Regions from separate parts of the Homo sapiens genome. Here region 2 is linked to region 1. The links are chromatin loops, found by intact Hi-C in ENCODE. Cell type or tissue: dorsolateral prefrontal cortex. All regions are shown on one strand. Each heading gives the region's core, and the rest is flanking DNA. Links, peaks and the distances in the headings are about the cores only. Region 1 has its middle 81 kb from the start of GPM6B. Region 2 overlaps OFD1 (OFD1 centriole and centriolar satellite protein).

Region 1 (15,780 bases), core at 4,476-12,475:
ACACAGCCCTTGCCTCTTTTTACAATTCTGAACTATTGTTTAATATTCAGCATCAAGATGGATTCAGAGGGTTTTTTTTTTTAATCCCATTGTGTCACGAATGGAGGATATAACTGGCTCAGACCAAATCTTCTCACATCCAAGATCAAATAGGGGTTTTTAAGCTTATGGCAGTAGAATAACAAGTACATGTGGTACAAGGCTAGGAAACTGGGAAGGCAGGCAGCAGTAGAACCTTGATCTATCTTGTGGGAAGCTCTTATGATAGCTAATTACACATATTGCTGGTCTAAAAAATCAGAATTACCCAGGCAACATGGAAGAGGCAGAATGGTTGGCTGGACTAGAAAACTCCTTCTTGGAGGCGGTCATCTTCATGTTGTACTAGAAAACTCCTTCTTGGAGGCGGTCATCTTCATGTTGTACAGATGGCCTACGTATGTGCAATATTTACATCATTGCGTTTCTTAGCACCACGGGCGAGTTTGGCATTTTACAAGGTAGCTCACTCTGAAAGGTAATTTTATCATAGTATTTAGGAAATATTCCACGTCAGCCACTGAGTTTAAGAAACTGTGTGAAGAACTAAAATTCTTCATAGAGCCACATTTGAGTATGGAATGATTTGGTATGCTGGAGGCCATAGCACATCTTTGAACATCAAATAATTGGATTTTTTGAGCATCAAATAATTGAATTTTTCTTTTCTTTTCTTTTCTTTTTTTTTTTTTTTTGAGACAGGGCCTCACTCTGCTGCCCAGTCTGAAGTGCAGTAGCATGATCACAGCTCACGGCAGTCTTGACCTCCTGGGCTCAAACGATCCTCTTACCTTAGTCTCTCGAGTAGCTGGGACTACAGGCGTGCACCACCATGCCTGGCTAATTTTTTAATTGTAGAGATGAGGTCTCGCCATGTTGCCCAGGCTGGTCTCAAACTCCTGGGCTCAAGCAATCCTCCTGCCTTGGCCTCTCAAAGTACTGAGATTATAGGTGCGAGCCACCACATCTGGCGTGATTTTTCTTGAAGGCAGATGTGGGCCTGAACTGGAGGAAGCCTGCTCTGAGCCTCACTCTATCTTGATCCCAGAAATAAATTTATTGTATAGCCTTAAGTTTTAGAGAGTTCAGGACACCTAGAGGATGGTTGTGGTGTAAACTGCTTGCCTGGTCAAACCTTAAGGATCTGCTTGGACTCTTCAGGACACATACCCCGAGAGTGTCAGGCCTGAGCCCCAGCTGGTCCCAGAGGTTTAATTCCTAGCACACCTAGTTTGTCTAACGTAGGGGTCTGCAAACTGTGTCTGCAAAGAGCCAGATAGTGAATATCTGTTGCAAGTAAACGGTGTTGTCGTAGTACAAAAGCAGCACTAGATGATACGGAAGTGAATGGGTGTGGGGCTCTGTGTCGATATAATTTGATTTGTGCTATAGTTTGCTAACCCCTGATCTGGAGAGAGGGCTCCCAAACAAGTGAGTCCACATGCCTCCAACAGGACTGTGGGGGATAGAACTCAGGAGGGATTGGGATAGGAAAAAAAATCTATCTGTATTGTCACTAACCTCTAACTGAAACAGCGTTTGTTCTCTTACGAATACAGGCAGCAAACCAGTGACTTAGCAATACTTGTGACTTTGGTCATTAATAGAAATCAAAGGTAATTTCATATCCCATTACAGTTATTGCAGGTATCTCAAAATATCATTAAACTCATCACTACTTTGGAAGTGTATGTTATACCTCCACTAGCATTAACAGAACATATGTATTCTACATTTATATAAAATTAAATGATTACATATATTTATTATATATTATGTATTTCAAACTTGTTTTTTATTTTGATGTATTTCAATTTAGTTTTCTTTCTAATGCTATGTATATTTTTTCGTGCATTTAAGAACATTGTTCTGTAAAGGAGATCTGGAGGGTTCAGCTGACTGCCCAGGGAGTCTAAGAAGCCCTGTCTAACTGGTGTCTTCATAATGGGGAGAACCTCCCCTTCCTCAAATGATCCTATCCCTCTCCTCCCAGCCACTGAGGGGCAGTCATCTCTAGCTCTACGGAGATGCCCCCACCCCATTTTCCCATATCATATTCCACCCAGCCTTCAAAGCCCTGCATGAGTCCACCTAGTCCTTTGTTCCTCTGGCTCCACCACCCTGGCTGCCAGACACAGGCATTCACCCCCGGCCCGTCTCATGGGGTGTTCTATTTGTTTAGTTTATGTTTCAGCCCTAGTGAGAGTCAGTTCTGGAATCCAATGGATCTGTGATTCCTTGTTGGAAGGAACCACTTCTCTTGCGCTGAGTAACGCATTGGTGTTGGATGACGGTGTTCATGATGACGAACTTATGCTGTCCTGACCATGCCTGGAGACTGGCCCTGCATTGGAGAAGATCCAAGAGTCTGCGTGGTAAAATGATAATGAACGTGAGCTTAGGGGCAGAATGCTGATGTGTTTATTCTGCTAACTATGTGCTTTGGGCAAGTGCCTATACTTATTCTCCCTGAGCTTCAATTTCCTCATTGGTAAATTGGGGATTATACTTACCTTTCAGGATGACATCAAGAGTAAATAATATACTGACTCTAAGAAAAGTGCCTGGAGTGGTGCCTGGTGCATGGCAAATGCTCAGTACCTGTGAGGTAGTATTTGCCTGGGCTGGTTGATGGTTGGGCGCTGGGGGTTAGCCTGGTATAAATCGAGATTTTGAGGTGGTCCTGTGAACCCAAAGATGCCTTGAGACCCTGCGTGGGAGACAGATGGAAGGAGATGTCTAAGCCTGGTGTCAAGGTGCTCTCACCTTGCAGAATCACAGTGGGCTGTGGTGGACCAGGAGAAGACCCCTTAACAAAGTATGGGAGTGAGTCTGTCTAAGTCAGCTAGCCCTTAATGAGGTCCTCCTCGAGTGAAGCTCTGATTCTGACACCCATGTTAGGTTGTGGTCATTTCTAGGACCCAGGGTCCAGCCCCAGAGATTCCTAGATAGTTCTAGGACCATCTGGTGGAATCAAACTATGGATAGACCCATTAATATCCAACTGGGTCCTCTTTCGTTGAGTCTCCCGCCCTCTTGAGGGAGACTGATCTTTAGTAACTTCTTTATGAGACTGGGTCAGGTGGGCCTCCTGTTGTTGTCTGTGGTGCTGCAGGTCATGTGCTTTGGTGGGCACCAGTAACTGTCATTGGAATTGCCAAGGTGGTGGGAATAAAGAGAGATGGGCTTCTCTGTGATTGAATTGAAGTTTGGTTGTGAGTGTGGGTCATGAGCCCTGACCGGGTAGGAGACAGAAGCCTGTGGTTCTTCTCCTGGTTTCCTTAGGGATTTTCAGCTGGCTCTTGGGCAGCTCCTTCAGGTGGTAGCTGTTGTGGCAGAATAGAAGAGTGCTGGACTGAGGAGCAGAGACCTGGGTCTCATGAGATCATGAGATCAAACCACTTAAACTCTGTGTGCTTAAGTGACTTCGTTGGCAATAGAGTAATACCCTCCCTGAAGAATAAATGAGGCGATGTTGAGAAAGCATTTTATGAGCAAGCCATTTTCATTAATGCAATGGGGGAAACATGCTATGTCTAGCTTAGAGGGCTGAAACGGTCAAATGAAATAATCAACGTAAATGCTAAAAAAAAAAAATCCAGTCCACATTTATGGAATTGCCTTTATTGACAAATTGAGCGAGGGTAAACATTCGTGTATTTAAGGCATGGAGTGTTTCCCAGTTGCTTTTGAAGGTACCCATTGTCACAAAGGAGTAAAGACCTTACTAAATGGGATCTTATTTGTATTTCTGTAGCAAAGGATTTTTGTTAAAGAAGATTCAAACTCAGAGATGGTAGACTGAGTCTGCCAGGAAAACCACACACTTATACTCCTGTTCCATAGTCAACTAATATTCTGCTTCTGCTACAAACTTAATGATCATATAGGAATTATGAATTTAGACCAACAAATGCCAAAACTTGAACTATACAAGTGTATAGTTTTAGTGTAACTTTGTGTTGTCACTTTTTGCTTCTATGTGACACTTAGCAATTCTTTTTTTAAAATAAAACAACATTAGAGGTCATTTAATTGTAATGACAAATAAAATCAGCAGGTAGACTTAGGATTTCAAAGCATCTCTTTCTTGGTTGGGAAAGCTCCCTGGAGGTCCAACTTGTAGTCCTAGGTTGAGTAGGGATCAATAGGAGAATTTACTGAAGGGGCCCTATGCTCAGTTTCACCAAGTTCACAGCCAGGTTCTTATGATCTGCATCCTTCAGGTACAAGTGTGTGTTCTCTACTCCAGTAGCAGACTTGAACCCAGAGTCCCCAGTACAAGGAAGCACATATTTTTGGATTTTGCCGTGTGACCTTGTCTGGCTGGCTGGACTTTAGGAACAACTGGTCCTCATCCCTGGCAGGTTTAGGGGGAGAGTGAAACCAAGTCAGATGACTCTGAAGCTCCTTCAAACACCACGACAGAAGGAATGGATTGAGCAAGAATAATTTTTATAGACTTGGAAGTTTGAGTCCTTTTTTTTTAAAAAAAAAAACAAGGAAGTGGGGCATTCCAGATGGTAACACAAGAAACCAGGGAGATGAGAGCAGATGAAACCTTGAGGGAGAAAATGAAATTCTCTCTGAATTAGGAGAAGCGGCTGCTTTCCCTCACATCTTCCTGTGTCTGTAACTAGCTTAGTGTTTGGGATGCTTATTTTCTATTTTCTCTGCATTTTTTTAGCTGCCTCAGTGACCACTTGACCATTTATGCCGAGGCAGTAGTGGATGTTTCCAATTCAGTGCTCCTTACCTCTTAGAAAGAGAAGGATTATGCTTTCTTCATGATTGTGAGTCAGTCTATGTTCAGATTTACATTCAACTAATATTTTTCAAATATTGGCCCAGATAATTTCAAGATATGCTATCTGATCCTCAAAACAATCTTATAAATGAGGCTCAGAGAGGCAAAGGGACATTGCAAGTCATACAGGGGTTTGCATATAGCCTCCTCTCTGTAAGTCTAGAACCATCTCTGCAGCTTCCTCCTGCGTTCACCATGTTGTGTGACTTTTGTAAATACTTGAACTCTATGGAAACTCAGGAATGATGTGAAATGTTATTAGTTGGAAGCCTTGTCAGAGAAAAATGGGCTAGAGAGTTCCGTTTGCAGGCTTGAGACTATAGTTGATGGGTCTGATTCTGAATTAAAACATCCTTTAGAAAATAGATCCCGCTTTTTTTAGAGACTATCCAAGATTTAAAAGTTAAGCAGCTTTGGAATATAGCAGGCAGATAGTTCTCCTGTAATGCTTGCTTTGAAACCATGAACAATGTGTGCATAATCAGAATCTTGGATTTGCTTAATACCATTTTTTCTTGCTGAAACATTAGGTGAATGCAGAAAACTGCGCCCACCTGAACTACATGACGTCAGAATACACAAAACACGCACGTGGCACAACCTCATATGTCTACAGCTACCTCAGTTTACCCCGCGTGTTAAGAGCCACACCTGTCCATACCTGGTGTTATGACTGTCCCTCCAATTTCGGGTAACCCTCCCTCCAGCCCTTCCCAGTAACTCACCAACCGCAGCCCTTCCGACACCCACCCCACAGCCAACTTCAGGCCTTTTTCTAGGCGAAGTGACACATTTATTGTTGTGTTTATGTATTTCTTAACTATTTAATGTGTGTAAAATGGTGCTACTATTTTTATTAGGTTGCAATCTTTTTGTAAATGTCACTGATTAAATTTTTGAGTGTTGCTTTCCTAACCCCATTTTTCCCATAAGCCCTGTGTTTTTTATTGTGCATTTTGCAAAGAGTGATGATTTTTAGGACCACCTATGAGGCATTACCGAACAAGTGACTGTGTGAAGCTTTTGGACTAAACCTTCCATCTAACTTCACTCTATTAAATGAGTTATTTTCAGGATAAGACAGTCTCATCTATTTACAAATACTTTATCATATAATGAAGTTCTACTTATGATTTATTCAGAATCCACACAAGAAGGCGTAGATTTGCTCAAGGAACAAAATTAATGACATTTTAAAATCTTACAACTGGAGAGGATGATTAATGGGAAAAGAGCTAACATTTCATGAAAACTAGCTTTATGCCAGGTCCTGTTGGATGCCTTCCAATAATGACTGCATTTCATTCTCATGTCAACCTGTTCGGGTGGTAGGGAATTTTGGCATGGAGAGAGTGAAAGTTGCTCAATGTCCGTACAGCTCCTAAGTGACTGGGCTGCGAGTCACCACTGAGGAGCAGCCCATCTGGAGGTATGATCACAGCAACATGGGCTCCAGACTGTTCTTGGTCCTTGTTGTTCATCGTCTTTCCCATTCCATACTTGCGTGTTTCTGTCTTCTGACACAAATAGACTACTAGTGGGTTCCTGTGGGTTGCTGCTGACAATCCATCCATTTACCCAGGCTACATTTTTGTATCCATTTTTTTCAACCTTTTAATTTTTTATCACCCCACAACCTGGGAGACTTTTTAAGCATTTTTTTTCCTAATTGCCTCCCTATGCAATCTTTTTTTTTTTTTTTTTTTTTTTTTTGAGACAGAGTCTCGCTCTGTCATCCAGGCTGGAGTGGCACCATCTCGGCTCACTGCAACCTCTACCTCTTGGGTTCAAGTGATTCTCCTGTCTCAGCCTCCTGAGTAGCTGGGATTACAGGCGCCCACCACCACGCATGGCTAATTTTTGTATTTTTAGTAGAGATGGGGTTTCACCATGTTGGTCAGGCTGGTCTTGAACTCCTGAGCTCAAGTGATCTGCCCACCTCAGCCTCCCAAAGAGCTGGGATTACAGGCATGAGCCACCATGCCCAGCCCCTATGCAGTCTTAACACCCCAGATACACTGCATATCTGTCTATGTGCTGTGTGTATATTTGTGCTTTATATGCATTAAAGAGTAAAGTTGTTTTTGCCCCTCAAGAAGTCATTTTCATCCTATTGGGGTGATCTTGCCTGTGTTGAAAAGGCATGTTCTGTATCTTCAGTTATTTTTAATATGTAGATCCGCTTTTAAAATTAGTATCATGCTACCTTAGAAGCATATACCTGAGTTTGTGAAGACAAGCCCCCTTGTCTGGGCTGTGATTCCTAGTATCTTATGATGAGCCCGACAGGATGACACAGCCAGGTGACTCACATAGAGCTAAGCTCTGTGAGAAAGCGAGGCCTCAGAGGTAGCACATGATTTCCCTTCTTCCAGTTTCTCTATATAAAGAAATAAAGAGCACACATCAAACCAAACATAAATGGAAAGAAATCAATGGTTGAATGACACATGATTCTGGCTTGTCAGCCCTAGTTGGCACCTTTCGCTCCAAATCATCATCTTTCTAAGATACTAAATTATAGATTCCAACCAAGGTGATTAGTGCTGCTCACACTTTAATGTGCATTGGCATCACCCATGAATCTTGTTAAATTGCAGATTCTCATTCAAGTAGGCCTGGGATTCTGCATTTCTGACAAACTCCCAGGTAATACAGCCACTGCTTGGTCCCAGAACCATACTTTGAGCAGCAGTAGCCTAAGAATACACAGAGGCAATTAAAACTAGCTCTCAAACTATTTTAAGAATTTCAGAAAGCCGAAAGCAGTGGTTCTCACTCAGAAGCGATTTGTTCCCCAGGGGCCATTTGGCAATGTCTTGCAGACATTTTTGGTCGTTATAACTAGAGGATGCTACTGACATCTAGTGGGTGGAGGCCAGGGATGCTGCTAAATAGTCTACAATTCACAGGACAGCCCCCATCAGAAAGAATTATCTGGCCCAGAATATCCATTGTGCTGAGGTTGGAAACCCTTGCCTAAAGGAAATCACACACTTACTCCCAGTAAAGCAGCATGGACAAATACAGATACCCTCTCTCCTTGGCAAGAGTGATATTCAATTCAATGTGATAGCCCCAAATAGTTTGTAGTGGTCAAGCTCTGCAGTTGACATTAATAGATTACTCTAACTGATATGGGGAAGTAAGTTAATTGTAATATAAAGAAATGCAGTTAAGCAGATTAAAAGGAAAACACTTTTGGAGTCATGAGCTGTCAGAGGAGATTTACATGTAGCAAAGGAGACCCTGCTGGTTGAAGGATGGGAATGCCTGTCCCTTATTGGGCAGGAATTGGGTGGGCTGACCAGGCTGTGTACGCCTGGCTGGCACTGTTTATTGGAGTGGTGTTCGAGCGAGCCCATCTGGACATTTTTGGAACAAACTTGGGACATTCCTTTGGCCTTCTGAATATGACTTGCAGCTGGGTAGGGAAGTAGTGCAATATTATCCACAGATTGAAGATTCTTTCAAACAACAGAAATAATCAAGAATTCACTGTGGAGGATTTTCCCCTCCAGAGAGTAACAGATAGATTGATGCGTAGATCTAGGTATGCTTATTAACAAACCATTCCTGTTTCATGGGATGTACATGTGGCAGCATCTGGATTATTTAATGTGTTAATATAGTCAGTTTGTATATGAATAATTTAAAACAGTAGCAAGAGATAAAAGTAGCTCATCTGAAGAAGGGTTGTTTGAGAGCTTTTTTTCTGTCAAGTATAATTTTACTCTCAGGTTAAATGAAATTTATTAAGATGCAATTTGCTCCTGGGAGGTATTTGTGAGTTTAACCACAGTCTGTCTTGGAAGATATTATGACAGTAAGTAAATGTCACCTGGATAATACTGATCCATTCACAGAAGGGAGAAAAAGTGTGTTGGGTCAATTAAGGTGGTTTAAAAATGTGTTGACTCTGAAGAAGAAAAGTATCTAAAGTACACAACTCTAACAAATCTCAAGGCCAGTGGGACTTTACAGACTGAGCCCAATTGTGTTGAGTCTGTGTATTGTATATACTTAACACAAGCAAACACAGACTTTTTCTACAAATGAAAACATGTCTGCTGAGCAGTTGACTCAGTCATCTGGAATAAATGTTCTTTATTTGTGTTTCCATGGGTAAAATCAAGTTAATGAACTGAACCATCACAATTTCTCTTATTTAATTTTTAAAACTCTAGATTACCCTGTCTTCTATCTCTATGTAATTCCTGTGTTAGAGCAAACATAGGAAATTGTCAATATGGCAGAGTGCGGTGGCTCATGCCTGTAATCCCAGCACTTTGGGAGGCCGAGGCAGGTGGATCACCTGAGGTCAGGAGTTCGAGACCAGCCTGGCTAGCATGGTGAAACCCCGTCTCTACTAAAAATACAAAAATTAGCTGGGTGTGGTGGCACACACCTGTAGTCTCAGCTACTTGGGAGGCTGAGGCAGGAAAATCACTTGAACCTGGGAGGCAGAGGATGCAGTGAGCCGAGATCACACCACTGTGCACTCCAGCCTGGGCGACAGAGCAAGACTCTGTCTCAATTTGAAAAAAAAGAGAGAAATTGTCAATATGGGGCCATGTTTTACCTACAAAACTAGCAATTTCATGTTGTTCTGTCTAATATTACTTAGGAACATTTTAATTCTTGCATTAAAAAGTAGCTTTTATAAGCATGAGGGTTAATATCTAGGCATAATGTGTTTTCTGAACAGCTGGCTCTGTTTTTCGTCTCTGTGCAGGATATGATTTCACACCAGTAACCCTTCAACTTGGGGTGACACCTTTCATAGGAGTCATGGTAGTTCTTTCTGTTATTTTTCTAGCCATATGGAGGTCTCATTTCTCTTAATTCTTAAAATGATGGACTACCTGTCTTCTAGCTGTATATTATTTACTTTTTTGTTCATAAGCACCATACTTAAGATTTTTTTCTTTTATTTTTAAGGAGAAAAAAAGGCTGCAGTGAGCTATGATTATGACACTACACTCACCCAGGATGGAGTGCAGTGTCATGATCATAGCTCACTGCAGCCTCGACCTCCTGGGCTCAAGAGATCCTCCTGCCTCAGCCTCCCAAATAGCTGGGACTACAAGTGTATGCCACCACACACGGTTAATTAAAAAAAAAAAAAAAAAGTTTTTCTAGCAACAGTGTCTCACTATGTTGCCCAGGCTGGTTTTGAACTCCTGGGCTCAAGTGGTCCTCCCATCTGGGCCTCGCAAAATGTTGGCATTACAGGAGTGAGCCACCATGCCCAGTCCCATATTTAAGATTTTTCTAAAGCCCTAATTTTAAGATTTTCAAAAATGCTAATTGTATCCTACTGTTTCTGCCCCAAGAACCAGACACCTAGATCTCAAGATATGGACAGGTATTTATTGGAAAGAAATGAGGATTTTGAGGTCATAGAAGTGTCTAAAACATCAAGATTTATTAAAATGATTTTTTACAGCTGATGTTCTAACATTCATTATTGTTTCCTATGATAGAGATACAAATTGAGTCACTTTTCAAACATACTTTACTGTTGAATACCTATAAAAATCTCATGGAACTAGCAGTCCTTAGTATACAGTCAGGAAAATTCTGTTTTACACTAGTCACTTTCCAGAAAGGTTTATTAATAACTGGCTATATAATTCTTTCCCCAGAATATGTTGTTCTTTGTGGATTTTTTCACCCCCCACCCCCAGCTTTTGGTCTATTCCAAAATACACACGGGCTTGACCTAAGAATTTTGCTAAAGGAATTATTCTCCTCTAGGGAAATGAAGCAGCATGTTTCAACACAAGCTTAGAAATCTTAAAACAACTAAAAATGAAAAAAAAAAGTACCAGGTCGTTATTATGTTCTGCAAAAATTAGATTTACGGGTTTTACTGTAGCCATTGTCAATGCCTTACTGAGGGATAGGATCATAGCAGAAAGATGCTAAGGAGCTTATGGTCCCCCTGGGCTGTTGTGATTATGTGGATATATTTAGAAGCTACAAAGAAAGCAGAGCATCAGCTGAGATGCCCCAGTAGACACTCTCAAATTCAGATCTCTCCCATTATGAGAAAAACCCTCAAAAGAAAATATTCACTTGGCAAGGAATGAAGAGCTTTTTTACTCACCAAAATGATGTCGTAATGTTTCAGGGAGAACAGTGACTGCGACTTACTTATTATTGTCATTTATATCTCCTAGGGCTGAACAGTTGTCAGAGAGGATAAGAGATAGGGGGAGTGTATGGGAGGCCTGCTTTGGTTCTCTGCTTATATAAACCTCCACATTTTAGCAGATTTATGTTTCATCCTTAAAATGAGTTAAAAACAGCAGACCCTTTTGTTGCAGATGCAAGATATAACATGTAAAGTGGTTCCATAGCAAATTGCTATTTAGAAAAGAACCCAACGTTATTTTTAACCAACTGTTTGATCTCCTGTATTCTTTCTTATGTGGTTTTATGAATTTTTGTTTCACTTGTAAATAATCGGTAGCAAATGAGTGTGTGAGGCTATGATTTAATTTGTAACAAGGTACAATAAAATACCTCAGCCTGTGACTCAACTATTTTAAGAGGACAAATATGCTAAATAGGAATATTCGTTTCTAACCCTATAGTAAATGAAATGTACCTAAGATCCATGGCTGAAAAAACCTGCCTTATACAAATTCACATAAGAGAGATCAAATGTGGTGAAGGTTGCTTGATAAACTTCTATTGTCTAGCTTGTCTGATGAGCTAGATTTCACAGTATTATGTCCAGATTTACCACAATAATACTGCATAGTTTTTTTCAAGTCTTCGATCTAAGAGGTTCTAGTTTGAAGAGGAGGGGTTCTGTGTCATTCATACAGTGGCTGTGATGCACATCCGTTTGATCTGTGGGCTCATTTAAAGGCTTAGTGGACTGAAATGTTTTGGGGTCACCTGGAGGGGATCAGTGTGTCTGGGCTTTGCTTCCCTGTCTTCCTTACGTATGTGGAAACGGTGAGTGTTGTTCCCTGAGATGTCCTAGAGAGACAACCTTTTCCCAAGTGACAGTGAGTTTCCGTCTTGGAATCAGCTTTGCTTATCCCAGGGAGGATCCAGGCCTGGCGCCAGCAAGTTCTCCCCATGAGGTCTCTGAGGATGTGGAGAGAAGGAATGCCCTGCAGAGTTTCAGCCTGTTACTCTAAACCTCCAGGCATGTTTAAGACCCCTTGGGAGAAGAGGAGGGAGACCTCCATCCGTTTACAACATCTCTGCACAGAAGGCAAATTCTCTTCTCTTGCATAGTACCCTAATGGCAAAGGCATACATGCACCAGGCTCAATTACTTTTAGTGAAGAAAATAAACCAGATCTGTGGAAGGCTTCCCTTCAGTGACTTGGGGAACTCTAGTTTATGAGTGAAAGTAAAGATACGAGCTAGTAGGTGACTTTTGGTGTATGAGCCCTTATTTGTGGGGTATTAAAAACCATGGGCTATCCAGTAACTCAGTAACTCAGGACACACACAGCATTTTGTGGTCCCTGATGTCTTTCTTCGTTTTGGCTGCTGCTTTGGCCATTCAGTCAAATTTGACCATTGGTTTTCATTAAGATTGGCCCTCAGATACAGAGCAGGGAAAAGAAATGAAATTTAAGCTTGTACATGATATAAATTGTCATCAACTCCATTAATGTGTTGGTCAGAGAGAAGGCGGAAGCCAATATTTGACAGGAAGCATGTTTTTTTTTTTTTGTAGATTCAGTGTGACCACCACACCGTCTCGTGCTTGTAGGTAATTTAATTTAACCTAGGAGGAAAATCTAGTCATTTGAGAAACTAAGATAATTAATTATATGCTTTTAAGATGGAGTTCTTAGATGTGAGATCTTGGAGATCCCTGAGACCATGTTTAAGAAATGCTACATTTGTACTGAAAATCTTTGACTTGATATTAAGTTATGATAAACACAACTGCCAATTCAGGTATGTAATTTAGGGATGAAATCTGATCATAAAATGGCCGTCTAGATCAGAGTTTGGCAAAGCATGACCCATGGACCAAATCTGGCCCGCTGTTTTTGAACAGCTCACAAGCTAACAATGGTTTTTAAATGTTTATTATGTATTTGTTTTTGAGTCATGGTCTTGCTCAAGTCACCCAGGATGGGGTACAATGGTGCAATCATAGCTCACTGTAACCTTCAACTTCTGGGCTCAAGCAATCCCAAGTAGCTGGGACTGCAGGTATGCACCACCATACCCGGTGAAGGTATTTTATTTTTGTAGAGACATGGGATCTTGCCCAGGCTGGTCTTGAATTCCTGACCTCAGTACTCCTGCCTCGGCCTCCCAAAGTGCTGAGATTACAGGTAAAGATTTTGTTATTTGCAAAGAGCTTTTCAGAGGAGGGACTAAAATGATAATTCACCCTGTATTTACTGGGTAAACAGTATTAAGACCCCAGATTTTGCCAGTAGCAGTGGCATGTGCCTGTAGTCCCAGCTACTTTGGGAGGCCAAGACAGGAGAATCACTTGAGCCCAGGAGTTTGAATCCAGCCTGGGTGACAGTGAGACCCCATCTATTAAAACAAAACAAAAAACAGATTTTGTCTGAAGAAGTGAGTATTCTTGGACTTCTCAAAATGTCAGTTTGGAGACAGTTTTGGTAGGCCACTTGGTATATAAGCATGGACAGAAATTGATTGTGTGTGTTGTATTAGGTTGGTGCAAAAGTAATTGTGGCTTTTACCATTAAAAGTAATGGCAAAACCCGCAAATATTATGATCTATGTTAGTCCATGTGAGAGCATATTTATGGAGAATACTGACATGATTTGTCAAGTTAGTAGACAAATAATGACTGAACACTCAAAGGCAACATGATTATCCTCCAGCTGTGCCTAGGAGATTCTTGATACCATTTTACTATGTCAATATTCAGCTACGTGGACAACCGCTATTGTTTTGAACGCTCGCTTTTCCTTGAGAAAGGGATTTCCAGAAAAAGAAATTCTGTCATAGCACCAAGAGCTATGCTGGACAGGAGGTTCAAATGTTCATTTTTCTGGCCCTGAAATGAAATGCTTCTTAGGTACACAATTTGCTGTCCAGGTCTAGAGCCGAGCCCAGCAAGAAACATGCCCAGTGCATGGTAGGCAGAATTTTCTGCCTGTGGACTTTCACAAGGCTGCATTGTGGGAACAGAAGCTGCTCAGATTGTTCATTGTTCTGTGACTCCTATTTGGCAGCCAGTGGAGAATTCATTATGCAGTGACTGGCATACTTTTCTTCTGTTTTTTCCCTGCCCTGAGTACAGCAGTGCATCCGTGCTCTCTGTAACCCCTTGCTTCACCCCTTACTGTTCTAATCTTCCCCTCCTTGCCTTCCTCCAGCCTCACTGCTTTGCAAAACCTAGAGACAAGCAGACTTAAATCATATGAACTGATTAGGGGATCAATTTCCCCCAATGCTGAGGAAACACACTTTGTTCTCACATTTGGGTGGGTGAGCCTGCCACCAAATATTAAACACCCACGGACACATAGCAGTGCGTCGGTTCCCCTTTTGGGGACTGCAAGCTCAGACAAATGTCCACAATGGCGAACATGCCACATTTCTCCCTCTGTGTTTCCGCCCCCAAAAGTGTGGCCTCCTGGGCTGAGAGGAAGAAAATTGAGAAGCAGCTCTTTCAAAATTACCATTTGCAGGGTTTGTTGTTGTTGTTGTTGTTGTTTGGTTTTTTTTTGGTTTCTATCTGACTTGCTTTGTAAAGCTGGAAGAAAAGATTAGCATGACTCCGAAAGCACTATTTTTTATGAATTCCAGAGCAGCAGTTCTCAACCTTTAAAATGTATTTGAATCACCTGGGGGTCTGGTTAATATGCAGATTCTGATTTGTTGGGTCTGGGGTGGGGCCAGATTTCTAATGACCTTCCGGGTAATGCTGAGACTACTGGGCCATGGACCACCACATTTGAATAGCAAGTATTAGGTTGGTGCAAAAATAATTGTGGTTTTTGCCCTTTTTTTTGAAAGTAATGGCAAAAACTGAAATTACTTTTGCATCAATCTAAACACTAGTTCAGTGGCTCTCAACCTTGGCTGCACGTTGGGATCACCTGGGGAGCTTTAAAAACTACTGATGCCAGAGCCCCACCCTCAGAGATTCTGGTTTAACTGGTCTGGAGTGTGATCTGAGCCTAGGGAGTTTTTTAAACGCCTCAGATGGTCTCAATATGCACCATTGTGGTTATATTGCAGCTTTACAGGTGTAAGAATCGGATTTGTTCTCTTAAAAGGGAAGATAAGTCTTCTTTTTGGTCCTAGGTCAATCTGAGCTGAGTTCTTCAGCCCTTGAAGAAAGAGCATCCTTCTAACTCACCAGTTCTCAACCAGGGGACATCTGGCAGATGCGTTTGGTTGTCACAACTGGAGTTGGGGGTGCTACTGGAATTAAGTGGATAGAGTCCAGGGGTGCTACTAAACATCCTACAGTGCAACAGCTCCCCACAGCAAAGAATGAAAGGGCCCCAAGTATCGATGGTGCTGAGACAGAAACCCTGGTATAGCTTACCTCACTCCTGCCCTCAAAAGGCTGGGAAGTTCAACACTTCCTTCTTCAATGACTATTGAGAGTAACTAACTAATAGTGTTACAACAAAGGGGTCCCAATCCAGATCCCAAGAGAGGGTTCTTGGATCTCATGCAAGAAAGAATTCAGGGCGAGTCCATAGAGTAAAGTGAAAGCAAGTTTATTAAGAAAGTGAAGGAATAAAAGAATGGCTACTCCATAGAGCCATTTTATGGTTGTTTCTTGATTACATGCTAAACAAGGAGTGGATTATTCATGCCTCCCCTTTCTAGACCATATAGGGTAACTTTCTGACGTTGCCATGGTATTTGTAAACTGTCATGGCGCTGGTGGGAGTGTAGCAGTGAGGACAACCAGAGGTCACTCTCATCACCGTCTTGGTTTTGG
Region 2 (8,442 bases), core at 443-8,442, 130 kb after region 1:
CAGTTTGTGTATGAAAGTGTGTAGGGAAAACAGGTACCTTTCGACTTTGTCACTAGATTGCAGCGTGTCCACTAGGGAGCCTTCTTGGACCATCTTTTTTGAGCTCTGATTACATGGAGAGGGTGGAAAATTTTGAAATTAGATATGCATTAATTTCATGAAATACTTTAAGAACCATTTTTGAAATATATATGTAATTTAAAAGTCTAAAAAAGAGGTGACTTTTAAACATGAAATTTAGCAAGCACATCAAAATAAACTATAGGGTATGCATTTAACACCCATAATACTTCAGACTTACATAAAATATTAATGTCAGTATTAATGCATTTGATAGATCTTTTCTTTCTTAATGAGCCACCCCAACTTTTACAAATTAAAATCTCTTAAATCTTTTACCTTAAGCAAAAAAGCTATGAATTTTTGTCAAAAGAATAGTATATTTAAAAGACTCAAGGTTCCATTTGAACTTTGGATTTTCTATACTTTTCACCTTTTTGTCTTCAATGGAGAAGACGGATTCCCGTCCCAAGAAGTTAAGCCACGGAAGCCCTGGATGTCCCCCACCCACAGATTGCCCTGCCCATGGCACTGGCACCTTATCTGCCGACTCCTGGTCTTGCTCCTGCTGGATGATTTTCATGTATTTCTCTAAAGGATTTTCACTGTGAGCAGATTTGTCTTTTATTTCTTGATTACTCATTTCTAATTCATTTTCCATTTCTAATTCCTTTTTTATTTTAATCTTCAGTGATTCTTCAATCATCTTCTATAAAACAGGCACCAAAACAGAAAATACACAAATACATTTGTAAAACTTTTAAGTGTTTTAAAAATGCACTAATATTAATCCCGATCCTTCAAGTACAGCCTGTATGCCAGAGGACTAATTTTTAAAATTGAAGTCATTGCTATCATCAAAGGAAGACAAATATGTCATCTCAATGAAGGAAGGTATTAATTGGCAAGTGTCCTGTGCTTTGGACTTGAATTAACCAAGAGTCCAAGGAACATTCATATGTTAGAGTAATTCAAGCAAGACTTAGCAGGTGTGTTAAGTGGACAGAGTAATCCATCTGCTAGGACTAGAATTGGGACACAGAAGGCAAGAAGAGAAATAGAGGAAGGAGGGAGGGAGTGTGTGCCCCTGGAAGCAACTGTGAACTGGCAGCCACTCCTCCCTTGGGTTCTAGTCCCAGCTAGCTGGCACTGACAGTCTCTTCTTTAAACCCTGTTTTCAAAGCAAAGTTCTGCAGCAAAGCACAGTCTACCTTTTTTACAGGCTTGTTTTAAGGATCAGATGAGAATGTACAAAAATTACCTTCAAAAACTATCCTTTACTACAAAACTCCTAAGCTTCACATTCTGTGCAGCCTTTCCCACTGCTTTTAAGACAAGGAGAGGACAGGGATGCCTTTTAAGGCATCTGCCGCACCTCTGACTTTGTACACCAATTGACTCCCCTCCCTGAGCTCAATGTACTTACGAAAGGTGTACAATGGAGCAACCAGTTCAGAGAATCAAGTCATACTTATTACCCTTTCCTGATACAGTTTTTCTAGTTCTCTTCGTTCCCTTTCTAAAACTTCTTGTAGGTTACTCTGCCTTCTTTCTTCTCTCTGCCTTCGTTCTTTCACTTGCTGTTCCCGTATTTTTTCTTCTTCCTTTTGTTCTTCAATTTGTTTCTGATCTACACCTAATAGGACAGAAAATAAAGAGTAGCTTCCAGTATCAGATTATTCAAATGAATGCAGGACCAGTCTGCAGGAGCCCTTGCCAAGACCCACGGAGACTCTGCTTGGCTTTTAGTTGACTCTGTGACCTGCTTCAAGTCACTATTTCATTTTCACCGACTTCAAGCTCCCGACCCCACTCCTTGAACTGTACCCTACTTCACTTGACTGAGACAAATACGTCACCCTCACCATAACCAACTCCAACTGTCCTCCTTCCATGTCACATGTTCTCATCCTCTTCACAGATCTCCTCCCTCCTTTCCAAGGCAAACCCTGCATTTCTGCCTCTGCCTTTGATTATAATCCCTCCCCTATCTTTAGGACCCAGACTGAGCCATTAATCCCTATTTCTGTACACAGTAGTTTTAGAAGTCTTACTCCCATAAAGATGCTCAAGTCTGTCCTACCCCAACAAAACAGAACAGAAATCACACCACTGCCCTCCCCCCGCCATTCCAGCCATCTCACTGTTCATTCCCCACTTCCTCCAAACTGACGGCAGCCCTTCCTGGGGTTTTAGCCATCACTTGTATATGGATCCTTTCCCTATCTTTTCCTCTACTCCTGGTCTCTCTCCCTAGCCTCGCGTCCACATTTCTGATAGTTCCTTGCCATCCGCATGTGGAAACCCCACAGCACTAGCTTCGTCCCAGGCATGATCATCCCGGTCCTTCGATCATGCTCTTTCTACCCTCTATCCACTCAGCCACCAGTGTTTGCAGGTTCACACTCCCTGTCCTGTGGCTGCAACAGGGGCCCTTCTCACCATCTCCCTGGACTACTGAAACAGCCCAGTCAAGGCTCTTCCTGAAGCCAGTCTCTGCCTTCCAACAACCTGTGGTCATCTGCACCAGGCATTTCCTGAGGGGAAGATGTGGATCTGCTGTGCAGCATCTCCGCTCTGATAAGAGTCCTACGCCATGGTAGTCTGGGCTCTGACAACCTGCCCTTTTCTTCCCAGATTGATTTCCTACATCACCACCAACTTTGTACGAGAAATATTTCATCTGTACCAACCCACTCACTGGGGCCTGGCCGTGGCTCTATCTTCCTTGCTTGACATTCACCTTCACTGTCTCCTCAGCCTGTAGCACTCCCTTGCTCTCACAAAGTCTGAAATGCTATTCAAGACCCAACTGAAATGCCACCTCCTCCTTATTCCTGAAGTGACAACTAACCACTCCAGCATCTCACTTGCAGGATATCTTGTACCTGATCTGTCAAAAACTACATGTACTTGTTTCTTCCACTTCTATTCCTTCCAGGCAAGGTCCATACTTTAATTACTTGTCTGTTCCCTCTGCATCTTGGCACAGGTCCCTATATCTCAAAAGTTTTAATTAGACCCCAATCCCAGAGACAATTATGCTGACCTTTCTCTTCTGGCTCTGACCCATAACCTACATTTTTTTTTTCAACCCAAGCAATGCTAATAAGTAGAAAAATTCATAGGTTCAGCAGAGGACTTTGAACCTTTTTGCTGTGCCTTGTTCTAAAGTGATCAGCAGGAACTGAGTTTTACTAATAGGAGAGAAGCAACACAGTTTCTTCTCTCTCTCCCCCATCTCTTCTGAATCCTTCTCATGAAATTAAAATACCAGAGGAGACAGCTGATCATTTCCACAGGCAGAAATGCAACTTCCTCCTTGCTAGAGAAGAAAAAATAGTTACTCCTAAACAAGATTGCTTTCTTATATGGAATAGTAATCTCAAAATAGGAATGTTGTTTAAGCACCAATTACAAAATAAAGAGGAAGAGTGAGCTGCTTCTCTACTCTGGTGTATATTTTGTAGCTGCAGGGTGGTATACAGAAATCTCTTGGACACAAGGGGAAAGGAAGGAAGCATGTCCACGGGGCACCTCCGAGACACCAAATTTCAACCTTTTTGAATTCCCTTTGTGCCCAGATGAAGAGATGAAATGACAAATATAACAATTTCTCAATAACTAAAATGTCACTCGCCATGCTGCTTAATAATTTTTAAAGCAAATATTATAATCTATGTTCCATCTCAGCAGCAGAACACCTAGTTACTCAGTTGATTTCCCTTATCCTATCACATTATTTGTATTCCCTCGCTCAGGTCTGTGCCAAATGAGTGCCTGTAGACACTCCCTCTTGTGGCCACGGCCCCTACTCAGCTGCTGCAGCCCCTCCCTGCTGCGGTCCTGGGTGATGGCCTGCTGACCATCTGCCTCCCCTGCTAGAAATCCAGGAAGGCGAGGGCTTGAGCTATATGCTCAGCGCTGAGCAAAGTGCCCAGCAGAGACAAGGCTCTAGATCATGTCTCACTGAATGCTTTCCAAAGCAGATTTACTCTGGAATCAGCAACATCAACCCTCTCAAAATCTCTTGCCTCTTTCAGTTATTTTATATGTTCCTGGGTACCATGACTAAAACCAAGAAACTGCTAACAGGGGTTTTGGGTATGATGTTTTTCCAACGTTTGGGAGGGACTAAGAGGTGGCTTTACTTGAGAAAATTCCTTTCAGATTTGAGGATTAAACACTTGGTCCAAGAAGAAAAGGACCTGGCTGTTGGCTGAGCCCTGGAACAAAGCACAAAGCTCCCACGGCTCTCTTCCCGTCTCCCTCCACCCGCAGGGAGGGAAGTGGGTAATCTGGAGGAGAAGAGGAAAAAGAGGAAGTGGGCCAGAGAAGAGAAGTCTGATGGCCAGTTTTCCTCCAGTGCTACGCTAACTCGGTGTCACAGCTTTTCCAAAGATTGAAATACGAAGTTTTTCTGTCCTAATTTCTTAAGACACAAAGGAAACAAGTAGATAGAAAAATAAATAATATTTAAATGTTACAATCATATTAAAGATATATGCTGGGAGTTAATTATTATTTCAATTTTTCACTGTGATTTCCCAAACTTTAAGGTTCCCAAGGAACAGTTTTTGCAGAAGAGTCTTGGGGAAAAGTCCAACTACTATGCCAGGCACTGAAGAGTAAATGAAAACACTTTTTAAGCAACTGGCCTGGGAAGCCTAAATGAGAAGCCTTTCCTTCCAACGTGTCCTTTCTCAGCACTGTCTTTACATGTTCACATGGGAATTACTTCAGAAATGTCATTAACAATATAATGACACCTATAACCCCCAACCCAAGATTTTGACTAATTTACACCTACAAGATGACTTCAGTGATACATGAAATAATTCACAGAGCACACGGACTGGTATTTAGTATGCGACCCTGCTGACTGTTAGTTCAAAAAAAGAACTTACTTGGGTGCTGATATGAGAGGGGCACAGCAGCTGCAGCAGCGTCCACATGAGACATATCCCCGGCAGGAGAAAGCCCGCCCATTTCCAACTGCCTTGGCATGTTCCCTGCAGCTGCATGAGGCACAATTGTCCCATGAGTCCTTAATAATAACACCAAGACAAAGAAGGGCAGTGCAGTGTGGGGGCAACTGACTGGAGCACGGGAACTGAAGCCAAAGTAACTGGGTGCGCCCTTTCCTAACAGGATTCTATGAAGTTCCCAACATAACCACTTGGCAACGTATTTGCTTGTCAGAGTGTTCTCGTAGTTGAAAGAATTAACTTTGTTTACAAAATGAGATTCGTTACCCAACAGGAAAATCAACCCAGTGACAGTGAAGAATTCAATTGGCTTGCTGATCATCATTTGAATTCTATTAAAATATCAATGATTTAACACAAAGACTTTAACAAATATTTACAAAATTTACCAAGCCCTCTCATTTAACTGTTCAAAATATTAACACTTTCAGATTTGAAGATGAAGTTTACAAGGCTAACCAATAGCTTATATGCAAATATAAAGATTTCTCAAGCTGGAAAGAACCTTAGAGATGATAGGCTCTACATGCTTATTTTACACTTACAAAGTGGCTACAAAGTAAGACAGTCTAAGGCAGGGCCATAGCCAGGACACCAGTTTCTGGACTCTTAATATTCTTTTATCTCTATTCTTTTACTAAAAATGAGGTTTTCTAAATCTGAGGCAATCAACTGAATCAGTATATTTAAAAAATAACATCCTTAGGCCGGGCGCAGTGGCTCATGCCTGTTATCCCAGCATTTTGGGAGGCCGATGCAGGCGGATCACTTGAGGTCAGGAGCTCAAGACCAGCCTGGCCAATATGGTGAAACCCCATCTCTACTAAAAATACAAAAAAACTAGCTGGGTGTGATGGCATGCACCTGTGGTTGGTCCCAGCTACTCGGGAGGCTGAGGCAGATGAATCACTTGGACCTGGGAGGAGGAGGGAGATTGCAGTGAGCCAAGATCGGACCACTGTACTCCAGCCTGGGCAACAGAGAGAGACTCCATCTCAAAAAAATAAAAATAAACATTCTTGTATTCCATCAAAGGAAAAAATAAATAAAAATCACTTATTTAAAATCTGATAAGTTAATAATTCATTTATAAGCTTAGCTCAAACTCTGAAATTATTAGTCATACTGAAATTTTTAAAAAGTAAACACACACATGAAAATCATCATGGTAGAAAAATGAGGTGATACATCTGTACTTGTGGTTGTATCACAAAATAATAATGACCCAATTTGTAACTGCTTTTCTTTTTAAACCAATGGATACGTTTCACCAAAACTAAGCTTTCTAGATTTTCAACATATAAAAACTGGTATTTATATTTGAACTTACATTCAAAAGATGATTCAAACTCCTCATTATCCTTAAAAGCTAGCTTGTCCACATCTGAAAATTCACTTTTGTCTTGAAGTTCAGTTTGTCTTCGATAAAGACTAGATTGGAAGGATAAAACTCGTGAAGTTTCAATAATGGAAAACCAAAGAGTACAAGGTGACAAAAAGCCTTTTGTGACTCAAGAAAAGGCTCTACAAAATTCCCTTTCTCTTTGTCTTGTAAATAGCTCCACCTCACCACCACCACTAGGCATTGTTCTCAGCAATTAATACCTGTTTAATCAGTTACTCCTTGTAACTATTTCATGCTGTGAAGTAGGTACTACAGTTGTTAATAAAGAATAATGTTGTACTCTGAATGCTATTCCTAGGAAATAACCATAAAACATTTCTGAAAAAAAATTCTGCACACTATCAGCATGAACCAGATGAAGATGCAACACCACAACCTTGAGTGAGCAAAGCGCCCTAACTCAGCATATGTGTGTGTCTTATCCTTCCTTTTGGCTTATCACAAAAAAAAAAAAAAAAAAAAAAAGCTTTAGGACTACGACAGGCCCATGTGGCAGAGAACTACATTAACATGCAGATGCCCGAGATCGAGCCTGGAGCTAAGGAGTCAGTTCCCTCTGCTGTGGGGCCCAGGTATGGGTAGGAGTCTGCTCATGACTCAAATCATAGCCTGGCTGACCCAGTGGACTAGTTTCTAAAAACATCCACTCCTTCCTGTTTCAACAATCATACACCAGAGCCTGCTACCACGTTTGAATTTATTTCAATGATATGCAGGTCAGAACCTTATCTGTTTATATTTCAATGCCAAAATATTTTAAAAATGACTTTTTAATGATGTGTAAAATTGTTCCAACTTTATAAATAACCTCCATTTGTTTGCTTTCAGATTTTGTACATTTGTTTTTTATCTTAATAAACCAAATCTATTCACAGAACTAGGAAGATGCTTATTAATACCAGATTGCATGGTCCATATATCAAGTTTAGCAAATAAGCATTATCCACTTATTTGCTAAAAGCAATCTTTTTCCCTCCAGGTAATTTAGATGATTCTCAAAGATGACATATCATTTTGCAATCTGATTGCAAATTCTATACTGCCACATGATCTATAATAATTATCTCAAAAAAAAAAAATCCCAGTAAAACAAGTGAAGGCTGACAGAGCAAGTAACATTATTCAGCTGAAGCTAATCAATCAGAACGTTATACTTACCCCACTTTCTGCTCCGGAGGGCTGGAGACAGGAGGGATGGAGAGGCTGTGCCTAGACTCAGTGGGTGATGGTAGGGGCATTCTGTCAGGACAAGGACTGGGGGAAGCAATGTGTGATCTGCCCAGACCTAAGGTGCAGAAAGAACCAAGGCAAGAATATTACCAATTGCACGGAGAAGATACCAACGTGGTTTCTAAAGAGCTCTACTAGTTTGAAAATAAACTGTTATCCTCACAAATAGCCAATTATGATGCATAAGATCCAGAAAACTAATGATTCAAGCACCTAAATTAAATTGCAGTGGCAATAATAAAATGCAGGAAACCAACAGGCAGCAAAGGCAAGGCAACTATCACTCTCTAAACAGCTCTGTGTGCCAAACACTAGACCTTGCCACTCTGGCCCGCTGACCCTCACGGCAACCCTGTGTCGTGGGCAGGGTGGCTACCCAACTCCAGAGCACCCCGCAACCCTTTGTGCGGGTGGCTTACCTTCCAGATACATTTCACTTTCGAGGCTTCTTTTTGCTTTTGGAAGGGGTGTGGAAGAGAGGCGTCTGGAGGAAGTGCCCCCGCGGAGCCTCGAGGCTGCACTGCCTGTCAGTGCTTCCACGACGTCATTCCTTTCTTCAAGTGTGCCCACTTGAGGCTGCTCAGAGACAACTCTGTCCTCTCCAAAAATATGTCTTTCCGGGGAACTGGAAGTAATGTTTTTGAAGGCTTCCAGCAAGTGCAGAGATGGTGGGCTCTTTGCTGCTAGTGGGCTTTTGGCAGAGTTTTTAATGACTCTCCGATGGTAACTTCTGAAAGCCTTTTCCAAGCGTTCGGCCTC

What was found. Hi-C counts contacts between places; a loop is a spot of excess contacts. Peaks named below come from ENCODE experiments on the same cell type or tissue, not always from the same donor. Only the 100,000 strongest peaks of a DNase experiment are listed, where the experiment ranks them.
Region 2: it touches region 1 in a loop (3-fold over the local background); 4 of 110 quality-filtered maps call a loop at or near these places.

The regions. Positions count from the first base shown.
Region 1 is chrX:13,890,185-13,905,964 of GRCh38, reverse strand. It overlaps a transcript of GPM6B not described here. Among named protein-coding and RNA genes, the nearest start is that of GPM6B, 81 kb to the right of the region's middle. In dorsolateral prefrontal cortex, for the core only: a CTCF peak has its summit at 7,731 (motif pointing left); DNase peaks (open chromatin) are centred at 6,284 and 7,684; H3K27ac peaks cover 8,000 bases; H3K27me3 peaks cover 3,647 bases.
Region 2 is chrX:13,760,381-13,768,822 of GRCh38, reverse strand. OFD1 (OFD1 centriole and centriolar satellite protein) reads right to left here. Exons shown (of 23, transcript NM_003611.3): 16 at 8,103-8,442; 17 at 7,612-7,738; 18 at 6,379-6,479; 19 at 4,968-5,078; 20 at 1,539-1,696; 21 at 599-769; 22 at 38-105. Among named protein-coding and RNA genes, the nearest start is that of OFD1, 30 kb to the right of the region's middle. RefSeq lists an enhancer at 7,574-8,073. In dorsolateral prefrontal cortex, for the core only: CTCF peaks have their summits at 3,657 and 3,860 (motif pointing left); DNase peaks (open chromatin) are centred at 3,892 and 5,062; H3K4me3 peaks cover 1,040 bases; H3K27ac peaks cover 7,984 bases; H3K27me3 peaks cover 5,842 bases.